Regions from separate parts of the Homo sapiens genome. Here region 2 is linked to region 1. A link is an interaction called in ENCODE POLR2A ChIA-PET data of the cell type or tissue named here. Cell type or tissue: Panc1. All regions are shown on one strand. Each heading gives the region's core, and the rest is flanking DNA. Links, peaks and the distances in the headings are about the cores only.

Evidence for each region. ChIA-PET counts read pairs that join two places held together with the same protein. Peaks named below come from ENCODE experiments on the same cell type or tissue, not always from the same donor. Only the 100,000 strongest peaks of a DNase experiment are listed, where the experiment ranks them.
Region 2: POLR2A ChIA-PET joins it to region 1 with 6 read pairs; 1 of 35 experiments calls an interaction of 5 or more read pairs at or near these places.

The regions. Positions count from the first base shown.
Region 1 is chr12:119,677,480-119,685,628 of GRCh38, reverse strand. It overlaps PRKAB1 (protein kinase AMP-activated non-catalytic subunit beta 1), which reads right to left. Exons shown (of 7, transcript NM_006253.5): 6 at 5,628-5,696; 7 at 4,010-5,381. The coding sequence ends at 5,304. LOC124903033 (a long non-coding RNA gene) reads left to right here and starts at 143. Exons shown (of 2, transcript XR_007063485.1): 1 at 143-307. RefSeq lists enhancers at 3,268-3,397, 3,568-3,627, 5,223-6,422, 7,226-7,725, 7,726-8,149. In Panc1, for the core only: no CTCF peak of the experiment used is centred there; no DNase peak of the experiment used is centred there; H3K27ac peaks cover 2,486 bases.
Region 2 is chr12:120,942,736-120,950,884 of GRCh38, reverse strand. No RefSeq gene overlaps it. Among named protein-coding and RNA genes, the nearest start is that of HNF1A-AS1, 25 kb to the left of the region's middle. In Panc1, for the core only: a CTCF peak has its summit at 6,130 (motif pointing left); a DNase peak (open chromatin) is centred at 6,157.

The DNA.
Region 1 (8,149 bases), core at 2,086-7,085:
GGCACACTGCTATCCTGGAATTAAGCGATTGGTGACATTCTCTGCCAAGAGTTTGACTGTGGAAATTTGGTCAATACTTCCAGTGAACCATGAACTGGCTATTAAGGTCATTTTATAGGACTGCAGAGCTGGAAAGCTCTTCAAGCAGTCACACAGGACATTTGGAAAGGATTACTGAAGAATGGATTACCCAGTTCTATAATCAGCTAACCAGGAACAGGTCAGCTCAAGATATCTTTCATCTATTAAAAGGCCAACTACAATTTAATAATGTAGATTTCTTTGTAGAGAAGAATTCAAATCAAAGGTAATTAAAAATGAAAATACTTCCATTTTTAAGTAGAGGAACTTTTACAGTCTGCAAGATAAATTTTTTCTCATTCTTTAGTTTGTTAGTATAAACTTGCTCGATCCAGACAAACGGGTTTTGGCAAATGGTGATGTTTTTGTTTTCATGGTTCCTGTGGGTTGTAGTCTTTGAATTTTTATTTTCTAATGAAGTCGTCTGACCACGGTCAAAATTGGACTCGCAGAGTCGTATCTGTCTTTGTTGCTTGTGATGGGAACCACAGATGCAATTCTGTTCTTTTCGATGTTACTGTTGGGCATGAAAATCTGCCACAAGGTCGTAGTTGTAAGAATGAAAATAATTCAGAAGATGAAGTGGTGAAATGTGAACCTTTCTTTCCTTGTAGCATTAGAAAAACATCTGTTAAATATCAACCAAGCATTTCAGTGATTGTCTAGAGGATTGTGGGAGGTCACAGAAAACTTCCAAAGCTAAGTCAACATAGTTTGGTTTCAAAAGGAAGTGCCAAGGAAGAGTGTTTGAACCCTAAGGAATAGCCCGAAAGAAACAACCAACCAATTCCACAGCCACACCGTAAAATGAGGCCTAACTCTTCATGCTGGCCACTCCTGTTTCATAAGCACAAAATTAGATGTCATGTTTTCTGCGCTTACAACTTAATTGTCACCGGACTAAAGAGGTTGATTGCATAGCAAATTCCATAACCATGGAACTTTAGGATTTGGAGGGTTAGGCCAAAAGAGAATTTGCTTAATAGGACTGTCTTCAGAATTGGACCTCTTGAATGTGATTTGCTATAGAAAGCATTCGTGGGGGCCAGCTCAGATTCCATTCTCAGAATACAGTGGTTACACTGGCTTGTTCCACTGGTTCTAAGCCATGGGGAGATTTTGCTTCCCTCCTCCCAGAGGACATTTGACAATGTCTGGAGACATTTTTGGTTGTCACAACTCGGGAGTACTACTGGTATCCAATGGGTGGAGGTCAGAGATGCTGCTCAACATCCTACAAGGCAAAGGACAGCCCCCCACTGTAAAGCATTATCTGGCCCAAAGCCTCAATAGTGCCAAGGTTGAGAAACCGTGGTCTGTTCTAGTTTTAGTCCCATGTCTTCCTTGGCAATTTAAATACTGCTAATGATGTCTAAAGCATGTAGACCGTGGCTCTAGGCCTACAGTGTTAAATGAGAAAAATAGTTTCTTATTTGCCCACTCAAATGCTGAAGCTGTTTCCTGAAGCTGGGGAGGGTGGGGGTAGTGGAAATAGAGTCCAGTGTTGATCACTTTGTTTTCCCTTGAGTCTGTTAATGATGAACGGAACTCTATTTGCCCTAGAGAGATTGTTAGAGGTAGATGAAAGAACCTTGAAAATGACTTTATTACTCTGCATAAGTCAGGCTGTCTTTCAGAGAGCCACAAAAAAGGAAACAAAAAATCGACCAAGGGTATACACATCTTGGCCTGTTCTCACTGGCCACTGAGTATTTCAGATGGGATGGGTGAATTCTTTTAGGGGGAGGTAGCAGTAAGAGCTGGCATCCTCATCTGGGGAAAGGCTCTTTAGTTGTATGAAAGACAAGACGACAATGTAGTTGTGGGAGCCCACCCTGAGGGCAGAGCCTGGTGGCTCGTTCTAGAGCCAGTGGCTGGGGTCCCAGAGACGGGGCTCCGGCTGCTGCTCCAGCTTTTGGGATCTTCTCCAAATGTCTGACTCACTATAGTGACGATGACTCTTAGGAGGATCCTGTGGATGTTTTTACAATTAATAGGGATGACTGGGGTTTTAGAAGAAATGTATACGTATCTACAACTTCCATGTTTTCTCCTGAAGACAATTATAGTTGGCATACCAGGGCAGAAGGCTCTAGTTTGTTTCTCCACTAATTTGCTGGCCAAGATGAGTGCTGAAGCTTTTATTCCTCAGAAACTTTATGATTTGATGAGTGGTCCATGTCTTGGGTCTTCATCAATTCATTCAAACCATTTGTAAACATTGGTGGATGTCTTAGCCCATTTAGTGCTGCTTTAACAAAATACCTGAGAATGGGTAATTTATAAAGAACAAAAATTCATTCTCTCACAGTTCTGGAGGCTGGGAAGTCCAAGATTAAGGCATGGGCAGGTTTGCTTGTCTAGTGAGGGCTACTCTCTGCTTCCCAGATGGCGCCTTGTGCTTGGGTCCTCTGCAGGGGAGAAAAGCTGTGTGTCCTCACATGGCAGAAGGTGCCAGGGCACATGAGCTGAATGCTGCCTGAAGCCTCTTTGATAAGAACCTCAATTTCATTCATGAGAGGAGGGGCTCTCATGACCTAATCTCTTCTTAAAGGCCCTACCTCTTAATACTATCACATTGGGGACATTTGAATTTTGAAGGTGACACAATAGCAGAGGAGGATCAGATATGGGAAGTAAATGCTTGAAAGTGAAACTGTGCTCATACAAAAGGAACTGAATTAAAATGAAATTTTGTTCTTTCCTAGACTGGCTCGTTCAGTCTCTGACCTCAGCCACAGATCGTATCATGATGTTCCAGGTTTTTTCTCTCAGTCTTTTAGGAGCCTTGGAGATTTCCTAATTGAGCTAGCTGAGGTGCAGGCACAATTTTCTTGTCTGGCCTTTTGACTTCCTGTTTGTGGCCTTAGCCCTGCAATACTGATTTACATTTTAGTAATTTTTTAGGCTTTAATTTGGCTCTATAAATTCATCTGTATATCAGCTTCTAGAGGGAAAAATGTATCTTCATTGAAAAGCAATTTGAGTTAAGCTTTAACTAAGTCCTCACCCATAAAGGAAATGCTAATGAAGAAAGGATTACTTGGTCATAGGACACGATTTGACATATGGCTTTGCCCCTGTGATTTGGGCAAAACAAGGTCTCCTTTTCCACCTTTGTAAAATCACCATTAACCTTTAGCTTCTTGGGTATGGAGGCTTTCACTTGGTGGGCAGGCTTTCCGACTATAATGTGCTTTTTAAAGAAAATGAAATCCTTTGAATACGCACAGAGATGTGTTGTCTCTGACCATGTCCTCTTGTTTTGTGTCTCCTCCATCATCTCAGCAGTGACCTCACCTGGAAGTCCCCTGTGGCCCCAGGGCTTGGAGAACTCATGGGGTGACTGGCTCCAGTAAACCAGTCTTATTTTACATAGCATTTTCAGCTTGGGTTTTCTGCACCAGTGGGTAGAGCTCATTAGCATGCTTTTCTGCTAAATTTAAAATGTTTCCTGATACCTGAGAAGGCTTAAAGGAACACCCATAACCTTCCACCTTTTTGGAGGAGGGACACGGCCTCTTTTAGTGGATGAAAACAGCTCTGACTCCACAACGTCCTGCTCTCTCACACGCCAGGGTCACGATCCCAGGCTGTCCCACCGGGCTTGTTTAGGAGCAAAAGGAAACAAACCCTCTGGCCTGGGGACACCAACAACTGGCCGAAGCCAGGAGCCTCTGCTGTTACCCCTCTTCAGCTTCCCCTTGTGACTTGAGCTGTTCAGAGGGGCTCAGTTTTAGGGGTCCCTTAAGGTTCCAAACTGTGTGAATGGGTGTGAGTCACAGGACTGGTTCTCAGGCCTGGGCAGCTGGAGTAGCCCTGTCCGCTCAGAGCCACAAGAACGGTACTGAAACGCAACTCTCGAAGAGTTCCAGTCTCTTCTCCAAGGGACTGAATAAAATCAGAGCTCCTCCAGGCACATGTCCAATTATTTTTACAAAGTTTTATTGAAACTTGTCCATCAAGGTGACAGTAATTCACTGTTTTGAAAAGTCACAAAAAAGGGTACCCCCAAACTCAGGTATACCAAGTAAATACTGGAACCCAGGGAGCTCACTCCTCCCTCTCCCACCAGGAGCAAAGGGCATAACGGGAGCTTCCGCTGACTCACAGCAACCTGGGCTAGTGGGTACATCTGTGGCGACTCCCGGGAAACTGAGCTGCGTATAAAGAAGTCTGCTTTGGTCCAAAGGACATCTTCCTGACCCAGACTCAGAAGGCTGCTGTCAAGTTCTACATTCCTTTCAGAATAAGCAACAGCAACTGCTGCAGTCTTGCTAACTAGGGGCAGAGGTCCTGAGCAAGGTGCCACGGGACCTTGTAAAATCACGCTGTGTGATTTTATAGGGAAGAGGGCAGAGTGCCTCTCAAGTTTTCACGGTTAACACTGTCACCTATTATGACTGGAATAAAAAGCTGGACAACCTGCCAGCTAACTGGTCAGTCCTGAGGATCATCCAGCTGAATGGAGAAATCCGGCAGCAGGTTGAAAAGTCTGTTCTGAGAACAGATTATTGCTGAGCAGAGTTCATGTGACTTCTAGACGTGGTGACTTAAAAAATGGCCTTAAGGCTGCAGAGCCAGCCACCTCTGCTTACAAAAAGAGTACTTAGTGCACATGACTGTAAGAAACAATTGTAAAACCTCATCTAGAAATCAGAAAGCTTCTAATTTCTATAGAAATGACACCTCCCTGGAGCCGAGAGACAATCTGTTGTTGATTTTGAAGGACAGGCAAGACCAACACTGTATTTAGTTCCATAGCCAGGCCTCAACAGGGACAAGTGGCTGGCCTTAAAAACACACAGATGACTGGAAATGATGTGTGGCCTCAGTCCCTGTTTCCCAGAATTTTACTGGCAAAGGAGTTAGCATTCATTTTTGGCTTAAGAAAAATCGAGAATGTAGGTTTAGAACTGCACCCAGCCTCATGCACCGCGGGGCCAGGGCTGCAGATCCTCTGCCACCCCTCCCTCTTTTCTTGGACTTGATGAGTCCCCGAGGCTCAAAGCCATGGGGGTGCTAGGAGGACTGTCACAGACCGAGGCGCTGCAGGAGCTGCTCTGCCTGGACAAACCTTCAAGCAGGACCAGGGCAGGTATGAAATGTCTTCTGAAGAGTGTGAAATGAGCAATGTACAGTCCATTCCCTCTTGGGGAAAGCATGCACGTGTGGAGCCTGGTGGTGTGCTGTCTCCTGGGCCACCATCCGCCCCCAGCTCTTCATATGGGCTTGTATAACAAGGTGGTGACGTACTTCTTCTTGTACCGGTGGGTTGCGCTGAGCACCATCACTCCATCCTAAGGAACAAGGTGGAAATGATCAAAGGCTGGACTAAGGGGCTCAAGCCTCAGAGGACATGAGAATCATTAAGGGCTTCATAAAACCACAAATTCCCGGGCCAGCTTCAGAACCTGAGCCTGATGGCCTGTGCCAGACCCTGGAAGCTGCCCTTTAAGTCAGTCCCGCCAGGTCATTCCACTGCTGGGGGTCCTCAGAGCACACACTGGGCAACACAGCTCTCATGGGGACAGACATGTCATTACCTTGATAGACAGCGCGTATAGGTGGTTCAGCATGACGTGATTGGGCTCAGGAAGCAAAGCTGGATCACACTGTGAGGGAACAAAGGCAGCGGTGAGCATTTGGGATTTGGAAACCAAGATTCTCCCCTTTACTTCCCAGTGCCAGATATCAAAGGACAGGAGGCAGCGCTCAGGCCGACCTCTCTTCCCAAATCAGGCAGCGCAAGGGCTTGTCCAAGACGACAGGTGAGATGAAGGTCACGCCTTCTGACCTGAAGGGAGCTCCCTGCATGCCTGCTGGAGGCATCGGTGTGTGTCTCTGGCCAGGCATTTACCCCGGCCTCTTTCAAGTGTGGGCCACGGCCCTGTCCTCTTATGGAGGGTGGGGCAGGAAGAAAGCAGCTATTAACAGCACTTTCAGAGAACACAGGAAGAGACCATCTGCACTAAACGCTCCTGAGCAATGGATTCAAAACTTGTATCTGTAAGACTCAATGAACCTGAAGAATGAAACGGATACCTGGGCAAGACACCACTACTCTGGAAAATCTGCCACCGGGCTGGCACTCAGAGCTGCCCGCCGCACCTTCCTATGTTTTAAGAGAAGCCAGAAATCGGGATTTATTTTTTCATTGTATACCCCCAACTGTTATAAATGCAATTCAAATGGAAAAAAGTGTAGAACAACTGCTGTAGGCTTAGGATCCCAGAGGCTGGGCCAATCATTGTGTCAACAAATACTCAGCAAGCTCCCGCTGGGAGGCCATTCAGGGTGGCTGCTGAGAGCACCAACTACCAAGGATCTGGCACCAGCCAAGCCTGATGTGACTGCTGGCTCAGCCAGTTGCTGTGTGAGCCTAAGAGGGGTTTTTAAAAAATTAATCAATTTCAAAGATTGACAGATAAAATTATGTATATTTACCATGTACAATATGTTGTTTTGAAATATGGACACATTGTGGAATGGCTAAATCAAGCTCATCAACACACGCAGAACATGCTTACCATGTTTTTGTGGTGAGAACACTTAAAAGCTACTTTTAGTGCACTGCTGATGGGCATGTAAATTAGTACAACCATTATGGAAAATGGCATGAAGGTTCCTAAAAAGTTATAACTAAAATTACCACATGGTCTAGCAATCCCACTACAGGGTAGATACTCCAAGGAAATGAAATCAGCATGTCGAGATATCTGTACTCCCACGTTCACTGCAGCTCTATTCATAATAGCCAAGACGTGGAATCAACGTAGGTGTCCACAATGGATGAATGGATAAAGAAATGAGGTACTGATACACAATGCAGTGCTGCTGAGCCTTACAAAAGGAATCTTGTCATCTGTGACAGCATGGATAAACCTGGAGGACATTAAGTGAAATGAGCCAGGCACAGAAAGACAAATCCCATGTGATGTCACTTATGTGGAATCCAAGAAAGTCGAACTCACAGAAGTAGAGAGTAGAGTGGTGGTTGCCAGCGGCTAGGAGTGGTGGGGGTAGGGAGATGCTGGTCAAAGAATACAACATTTCAGTTAGACAGGAGGAATACGTTCAAGAGATCCACTGTACAACACGGTGACTATTAGTAACAATGTATTCTTGAAAATCTCTAAGACAGTAGATTTTAAGTGTTCTCCCTACTGCTCTGTGCCTCAGTTTCCCCATCCCTAAAATGGGGGTAATAATTGCACCTACTTCACATGGTTGTTGTGAGGCTTGAATAAGAATACACGAAAAGCACTTAAGATTAGTTTGGGGCAAAATAAATGTTAACCCTTTAGTAGTGACAACTGTAACCACAGTTTACATTAGAGCTTAGTGCTACCTTGGACAGAGGGGTCCTGACATTCTCATATTCCCAGCCCCCTGGGCCACTCTCAGCTTGTCTATTCCCAGCAGCAGTCTCCATCAGAGAAGATGGCTAGTGATGCCTCCCTTTTCTAGAAAAAACAAAACCTGGCCAGGCACGGTGGTTCACGCCTGTAATCCCGGCACTTTGGGAGGCCGAGGCGGGTGGATCACGAGGCTAGGAGATCGAGACCATCTTGGCTAACATGGTGAAACCCCATCTTTACTAAAAATACAAAAAATTTGCCGGGCGTGGTGGCGGGGGCCTGTAGTCCCAGCTACTCGGGAGGCTGAGGCAGGAGAATGGCGTGAACTCGGGAGGCGGAGCTTGCAGTGAGCCAAGATGGCACCACAGCACTCCAGCCTGGGCAACAGAGCAAGACTCCGTCTCAAAAAAAAAAAAAAAAAAAAACAAACCTCACTAGCTTAGGAGGGCACTGAAAGTCATCTTACCCACCAACCTTTGTAAAGTTAGAGCTAAGGGAAGCAGTGTCAACTAAGTGCTTCTAAGGCAGAAGCTACATGTCCTTGAAACTCTTCACCTGTGACCTATTTGAGACTGTTGCCAACTCAGTGCTGGAAAGATGGTGGGCCCTGCCAGCTGAGGCGTGCTGTCCTTACCACTGGCCTCTTCTGGGCCTATACCAGGATGGCTACCCAGCTGCAGGGGCACTCCCAGCACAGGAGGTGACCT
Region 2 (8,149 bases), core at 1,667-6,666, 1.3 Mb before region 1:
CCCTCACAGCCCTCCCTCGCTCTCGGCGCCTCCTCTGCCTGGGCTCCCACTTTGGCCACACTTGAGGAGCCCTTCAGCCCGCCGCTGCACTGTGGGAGCCCCTTTCTGGGCTGGCCAAGGCTGGAGCCAGCTCCCTCAGCTTGCAGGGAGGTGTGGAGGGAGAGGCGGGAGCGGCAACTGGGGCTGTGCGGGTTGGCACTTGTGGGCCAGCTGGAGTTCCGGGTGGGCGTGGGCTTGGCGGGCCCCACACTCGGAGCAGCCGGCCGGCCCTGCCACCCCGGGCAATGAGGGGCTTAGCACCCGGGCCAGCAGCTGCGGAGGGTGTACTGGGTCCCCCAGCAGTGCCGGGCCACGGGCGCTGTGCTCTATTTCTCGCCGGGCCTTAGCTGCCTTCCTGCGGGGTAGAGCTTGGGACCTGCAGCCCGCCATGCCTGAGCCCCCACCCGCACCCCCCTCCACCGCCTCCGTGGGCTCCTGTGCAGTCGGAGCCTCCCCGATGACCACCGCCCCCTGCTCCACGGCGCCCAGTCCCATCGACCACCCAAGGGCTGAGGAGTGTGGGCGCACGGCGGGGGACTGGCAGGTGGCTCCACCTGCAGCCCCAGTGGGAGATCCACTGGGTGAAGCCACCTGGGCTCCTGACTCTGGTGGGGACTTGGAGAACCTTTATGTCTAGCTAAGGGATTGTAAATACACCAATAGGCACTCTGTATCTAGCTCAAGGTTTGTAAACACACCAATCAGCACCCTGTGTCTAGCTCAGGGTTTGTAAATACACCAATCGGCACTCTGTATCTAGCTACTCTGGTGGGGACTTGGAGAACCTTTGTGTCCACACTCTGTATCTAGCTAATCTAGTGGGGAAGTGGAGAACCTTTGTGTCTAGCTCAGGGATTGTAAACGCACCAATCAGCACCCTGTCAAAACAGACCACTCGGTTCTCTGTAAAATGGACCAATCAGCAGGATGTGGGTGGGGCCAGATAAGAGAATAAAAGCAGGCTGACCAAGCCAGCAGTGGCAGCCCGCTCGGGTCCCCTTCCACACTGTGGAAGGCTTGTTCTTTTGTTCTTTCGCCCTTTGCAATAAATCTTGCTACTGCTCACTCTTTGGGTCCACACTGCCTTTATGAGGTATAACACTCACTGCGAAGGTCTGCAGCTTCACTCCTGAAGCCAGCGAGACCATAAACCCACCAGGAGGAACAAACAACTCCAGACACGCCGCCTTAAGAGCTGTAACAGTCACCCCAAAGGTCCGCAGCTTCACTCTTGAGCCAGTGAGACCACGAACCCACCAGAAGGAAGAAACTCCGAACACATCCAAACATCAGAAGGAACAAACTCCAGATACGCCACCTTTAAGAACTGTAACACTCACTGGGAGGGTCCATGGCTTCATTCTTGAAGTCAGTGAGACCAAGAACCCACCAATTCCGGACACACCAATACTTTGAGAGGCTGAGGCGGGTGTTCACTTGAGCCAAGTTCAAGACCAGCTCGGGCAACATGGCAAAACCCCGTCTCTACAAAAAAAATACAAAAATCAGCTGGGCGTGGTGGGGCCTGCCTGTAGTTCCAGCTACTCAAGAGGCTGAGGTTCGAGGATCACTTAAGTCCTGGAGGTGCTGCTGTGATCTTGCCACTGCACACCAGCCTGGACGATAAAGTGATACCCTGTCTCAAGGAAAAAAAAAAAAGAGAGATCAATTGCTGGGCGTGGTGGCTTATGCCTGTAATCCCAGCGCTTTGGGAAGCCAAGGCAGGCAATTGCTTGAGCTGAGTTCGAGACCAGCCTGGGCAACATGGTGAAACCCCATCTCCACTAAAAATACAAAAATTAGCTGGGCATGGTGGTGCGCTCCTATAATCCCAGGTACTCAGGAGGCTGAGGCAGGTGGCGGAGGTTGCAGTGAGCTGAGATTGCACCATTGCACTCCAGCCTGGGCGACAGAGCAAGTGGTACTCCATCTCAAAAAAAAAATAAATAAATAAAATAAAAATAAAAATAAATATGCAACTATCATAGATCCAGCCATTTGGTTCCTTATCTGAGAGAAATGAAAGTGTACGTCTACACAAAGACTTGTACACACATGTTCATAGTAGCTTTATTTGTCACAGCCAAAGACTGGAAACAACCCAAATGACCATCAATCAGTGAATGGACAAATAGAATATGGTCTGTCCATATAACTGAATGCTACTCAGCAACAAAAAAGAATGAACTACTGATACACACAACATGGACAAATCTCAGAATAATACGCTGGGTGAAAGAAGCCAGACAAAAATGAGTATATACTATACAATTTTATATACATAAAATTCTAGAAAATGCAAACTTATCTGCATGAAAGAAAGCAGATTAGTCTGGGCACAGTGGCTCACGCCTGTAATCCTAGCACTATGGGAGGCTGAGGCGGGCAGATCACTTGAGGCCAGGAATTTGAGACGAGCCCAGCAAAAATGGTGAAACCCCGTCTCCACCAAAAACACAAAAATTAGCTGGGCATGGTGGTGTGTAGTCCCAGCTACTCGGGAGGCTGAGGCATGAGAATTTCTTTCTTTTTTTTTTTTTTTGTGAGACGGAGTCACACTCTGTCGCCCAGGCTGGAGTGCAGTGGGACTATCTCGGCTCACTGCAACCTCCACCTCCCGGGTTCAAGCGATTCTCCTGCCTTAGCCCCCCGAGTAGCTGGGACTACAGGTGTGCACCACCAAGCGTGGCTAATTTTTTGTATTTTTAGTAGAAACAGGGTTTCACCATATTGGCCAGGCTGGTCTTGAACTCCTGATCTCGTGATCCGCCCGCCTCGGCCTCCCAAAGTGCTGGGATTACAGGTGTGAGCCACCACGCCCAGCCAAGAATTTATTGAACCCAGGAGGCGGAGGTTGCAGTGAGCCAAGATCACACCACTGCACTCCAGCCTGGGTGACAGAGCAAAGCACAGAAAAGGGGAGGGGAGAGGAGGGGAGGTTAGTGATTACTTGGGAAGCAAGGGAGGGTAGAATAGGCCACGCAACTCTGCCCTGGTCTTATCAAGAAGCATGCGCTTTCTCTCCTGGAATTTTTTTTTTTTTTAGATGGAGTCTCGTTCTGTCACCAGGCTGGAGTGCAGTGGTACAATCTCAGCTCACTGCAACCTCCACTTCCCGGGTTCACGCCATTTTCCTGCCTCAGCCTCTCGAGTAGCTGGGACTACAGGCGCCCACCACCACGCCCGGCTAATTGTTTGTATTTTTAGTGGAGACAGGGTTTCACCATGTTGGCCAGGATGGTCTCAATCTTTTGACCTCATGATCCACCCACCTCGGCCTCCCAAAGTGCTGGGATTAGAGGCGTGAGCCACCGCGACTAGCCCTCTCCTGGATTTAAATAGTAGCAGCTGCAGTGAGCATTTGTGGGCTTGGGATATTCAGTGGTCAGCAGCACTTCATTCCCTATGGAGACCTACCCTCCTTTGTGAGCAGTCACAGGAGAGTGGGTGACACACCTGCCCCCTACACAGATGTACAAACGTCCAGTTCTCCCCGTCTCTGCTCCAGCTGCAATCAAATGGTGGGCACATAATCCAGGCTAGGGCAGCCACATGTTCCCTCTAGGACTCGGCCGTTGAGTGAGCAATTTGGGGCTGAGAGGAGTGATGGAGGCTGTCCGGGCCAGGCGATCACAAAAACACATGAGGAGGGCCAGCTCACGCCTGTAATCCGAGCACTTTGGGAGGCCAAGGTGGGCAAATCACTTGAGGTCGGGAGTTCGAGACCAGCCTGGCCAACATGGTGAAACCCCGTCTCTACCAAAAATACAAAAATTAGCCAGGCATGGTGGCATGTGCCTGTAATCCCAGCTACTCGAGAGGCTGAGGCAGGAGAATCACTTCAACCTGGGAGGCGGAGGTTGCAGTGAGCAGAGATAGTGCCATTGCACTCCAGCCTGGGTGACAGAATGAGACTCTGTCTCAAAAACAAAAAAGGACATGAGGAAACTTCTAGGAGTTGTAACGATATTAATTATTTTGTTCTTCTTCCCCCCCCCCCCTTTTTTTTTTTTTGAGACAGAGTCTTGCTCTGTTCCCCAGGCTGGAGTGCAGTGGCATGATCTCAGCTCACTGCAACATCCACCTCCCAGGCTCAAGCGATTCTCCTGCCTCAATATCTTGAGTAGCTGGGATTACAGGCGTGCACCACCACACCCGCCTAATTTTTGTATTTTTAGTAGAGACGGGGTTTCACCATGTTAGCCAGGATGGCCTCGATCTCCTGACCTCGTGATCTGCCCGCCTCGGCCTCCCAAAGTGCTGGGATTACAGGCATGAGCCACCATGCCTGGCCAATTATTTTGATCATGGTGATGGTTTCACAGGTGTAGGCTTATATCAGAATTCATAAAATTGCGTGCTTTAAATGTGTACAGTTTATTGTATATCAACTATACCTCCAAAACACTCTTTTTTAAAAATATACTCACTCTGGCATTTTTTTGAGACTGAGAAAAGATTTTAATTACTTCCAATTATATTTTTCTGCCAAATAAGTCACCATGCAGAGACGAGGCAATGAGAAGCCTTAGTTATATTTGGCTTACATATATTACGCATAGAGCTTGGTGCCTGCCTCAATAAATAGCAGCGCTCCAGATATCATCTGACTGACACAGAGGAAAACTCTCTATTTAGACCAGAAGTTGCAAACTCAGAACCCTTTAGGGTCCAAGCAGGTGAAGCAAAGCAAGACAAGCGTATACAACATGTAATGGCAGAGACTATGGCAAAAAGAATTTATGTCCAATCTAAGTGCATTTAATTGCTGAGTGCTAAACAACAGACATTGGTGGCCTGAATTGGGCAAGTCCTGGGGTGTGGTCTTGAGGGACCTTCACTCTCCCTATAACTAGATACTCCATGTAAAATGGGTCCATGTAACTTAGTGATGTGATAGTGTATTAGTTCATTTTCACAATGCTGATAAAGACATACTGGAGACTGGGTAATTTAGAAAGAAAAAGGGTGGACTCACAGTTCCACGCGGCTGGGGAGGCCTCACAATCATGGCAGAAAGCAAAAAGCACGTCTTACATGGCAGCAGGCAAGAGAGAATGAGAGCCAAGTGAAAAGGGAAACCCCTTATAAAACCATCAGATCTTGTGAGGTTTATTCACTGCCCTGAGAGCAGTATGGGGGAAACCGCCCTCATGATTCAATTACCTCCCACCAGGTCCCTCCCACAACACATGGGAATTATGGGAACTACAATTCAAGATGAGATCTGGGTGGGGACACAGCCAAACTATATCAGATAGCAACAGCTGATCTTTTAGAAAATGCTTTTATTGGCGGGGCGCAGTGGCTCATGCCTGTAATCCCAGCACTTTGGGAGGCCGAGGCGGTTGGATCACCTGAGGTCAGGAGTTCGAGACCAGCCTGATCAACATGGAGAAATCCTGTCTCTACTAAAAATACCAAATTAGTTGGGCGTGGTGGTGCATGCCTGTAATCCCAGCTACTTGGGAGGCTGAGGCAGGAGAATTGCTTGAACCCAGGAGGCGGAGGTTTCGGTGAGCCAAGATCACACCATTGCCTCCAGCCTGGGCAACAGAGTGAGACTCCGTCTCAAAAAAAAAAAATTAAAAAAATTAGCTGGGCATAGTGGTGGGCACCTGTAATCCCAGCTACTCGGGTGGCTGAGGCAGGAGAGTCACTTGAACCTGGGAGGCGGAGTTTGCAGTGACCCTAGATTGCATCACTGCATTCCAGCCTGGGCGACAGAGTGGGACTCCGTCTCAAAAAAAAAAAAAAAAGAAAGAAAGAAAAAGAAAAAAAAAGAAAATGCTTTTATTTGGTGCTCCCAAGAACTCTGTGCACTAGATAGGATTATTTCCATTTTTCCAGATGAGAAAACCGAGGCTCAGAGATATCACCTAGGCTCCTCCCCAGGGCCAATGAAACAAAGACCCAGACTTACTTCTTCTTACCCTGGCCTGAGTTTTGTTTTGTTTTTTTTCCCCACCCAGCCACACCGAGATTGTATTGGCTTTGTTTATTTCCATGGGGTAAACCCATGGAAAAACCCAACTTTCTCTTCCTTTCTGAAATGACTGCTTCCAGGGGTCAGTGAAGTTTTGGAAGAAGGAGAAGGCGCACGGCCCCCTGGTGGATGCTCTCGGAACTCTAAGGGTTGGAGATACATACTTCTACCCACCTGCCCATTTCAAGTTGATATTTTTGTTTTTTATAAGTTCTCTTCTTAAGAAGTTCATCTGGCCGGGCACAGTGGCTCATGCCTGTAATCCCAACACTTTGGGAGGCCAAGGTGGGTGGAGCACCTGAGGTCAGGAGTTCAAGACCAATCTGGCCAACATGGTGAAACCCTGTTTCTACTAAAAATACAAAAATTAGCTGGTCATGGTGGTGTGCTCCTGTAATCCCAGCTACTTGGGAGGCTGAGGCAGGAGAATCACTTGAACCTGGGAGGCGGAGGTGGCAGTGAGCTGAGATCACGCCACTGCACTCCAGCCTGGGTGATAACAGTAAGACTCTGTCTCAAAAAAAAAAAAAAAAAAAAAAAGAAGAAGAAGAAGTTCATCTGTGTCCAAGAATTCTGAGATAATAATACAGGTAAATCCACTTTAAGAGATCCACTATTTAAGAACTTATTTTGCAAAATAGATTTGTTTATTCATTCCATAAATACATATAGCTGGTGTGTGACAATCTTAACAGTGAGTGGGGGCTGGGCGCGATGGCTCATGTCTGTAATCCCAGCACTTTGGGAGGCCGAGGCAGGAAGATCACTTGAGGCCAGGAGTTTGAGACCAGCCTGGCCAACATGGTGAAACCTTGTCGCTACTAAAAATACAAAAATTAGCCAGGCATTGTGGCGCACACCTGTAATCCCAGCTACTTGGGAGGCTGAGGTGGGAGAATCCCTTGAACTCAAAAGGTGGAGGTTGCGGTGAGCTGAGATGGCACCACTGCACTCCAGCTTGGGCAACAGAGCAAGACTCCATCTCAAAAAACAAACAAACAAAACAAAACAAAAAAACAGTGAGTAGGACTAACTCCATGCCAGACACAGCTTCAAGTGCTTTCTAGATATTCAAATATCTGTCAAAGATATGTCAAAAAAAGCAATAATTTAAGGTGGGTTCTGTTATGTCTTATCTGCTTGGTCAGCCACAGCAAAGTACTGTAGATTGAGAAATTTCTTCCTTTTTTTTTTTTCTTTTTGAGACGGAGTCTTGCTCTGTCACTCAGGCTGGAGTGCAATGATGCGATCTGGGCTCACAGCAACCTCCACCTCTGAGGTTCAAGCAATTCTCCTGCCTCAGTCTCCCAAGTAGCTGGGATTACAGGTGTGTGCCACTATGACTGGCTAATTTTTTTTGTATTTTTGGTAGAGACGGGGTTTCACCATGTTGGCCAGGCTCATCTTGAACTCGTGACCTCAAACGATTTGCCCACCTCAGCCTCCCAAAGTGCTGGGATTACAGACATGAGCCACTGTGCCTGGCTAAGAAATTTATTTCTTATAGTTCTGGAGGCTGGGAAGTCCAAGATCAAGGTGTTGGCAAGGTAGATTTTATTCTGAGGCCTCTTCTCTGGCTTGTAGACAGCTACCTTCTTACTGTGTGCTCACGTGACCTCTTCTACCTCTCTTTTCTTTTCTTTTCTTTCTTTCTTTTTTTTTTATTTTTTATTTTTTTTGAGACAAAAATCTCGCTCTTGTCCCCCAGGCTGCAGTGCAATGGCACGATCTCTGCTCACTGCAACTTCTGCCTCCAGGGTTCAAGTGATTCTCCTGCCTCAGCCTCCCGAGTAGCTGGTATTACAGGTGCTCACCACCACGCCCAGCTAATTTTGTATTTTGAGTAGAGACAGGGTTTCACCGTGTTGGCCAGGCTGATCTCAAACTCCTGACCTCAAGTGATCCGTCCACTTCAGCTTCCCAAAGTGCTGGGTTTACAGGTGTGAGCCACCCTGCCTGGCCCTCTTTCTTCTTTCTTTTCTTTTCTTTCCTTCTTTTTGAGACAGAATCTCACTCTGTCACCCGGGTTGGAGTGCAGTGGCGCAATCTTGGCTCACTGCAACCTCTACCTCCTGGGTTCAGGTGATTCTCCCATCTGGGCCTCCCACGGGACTACAGACGCGC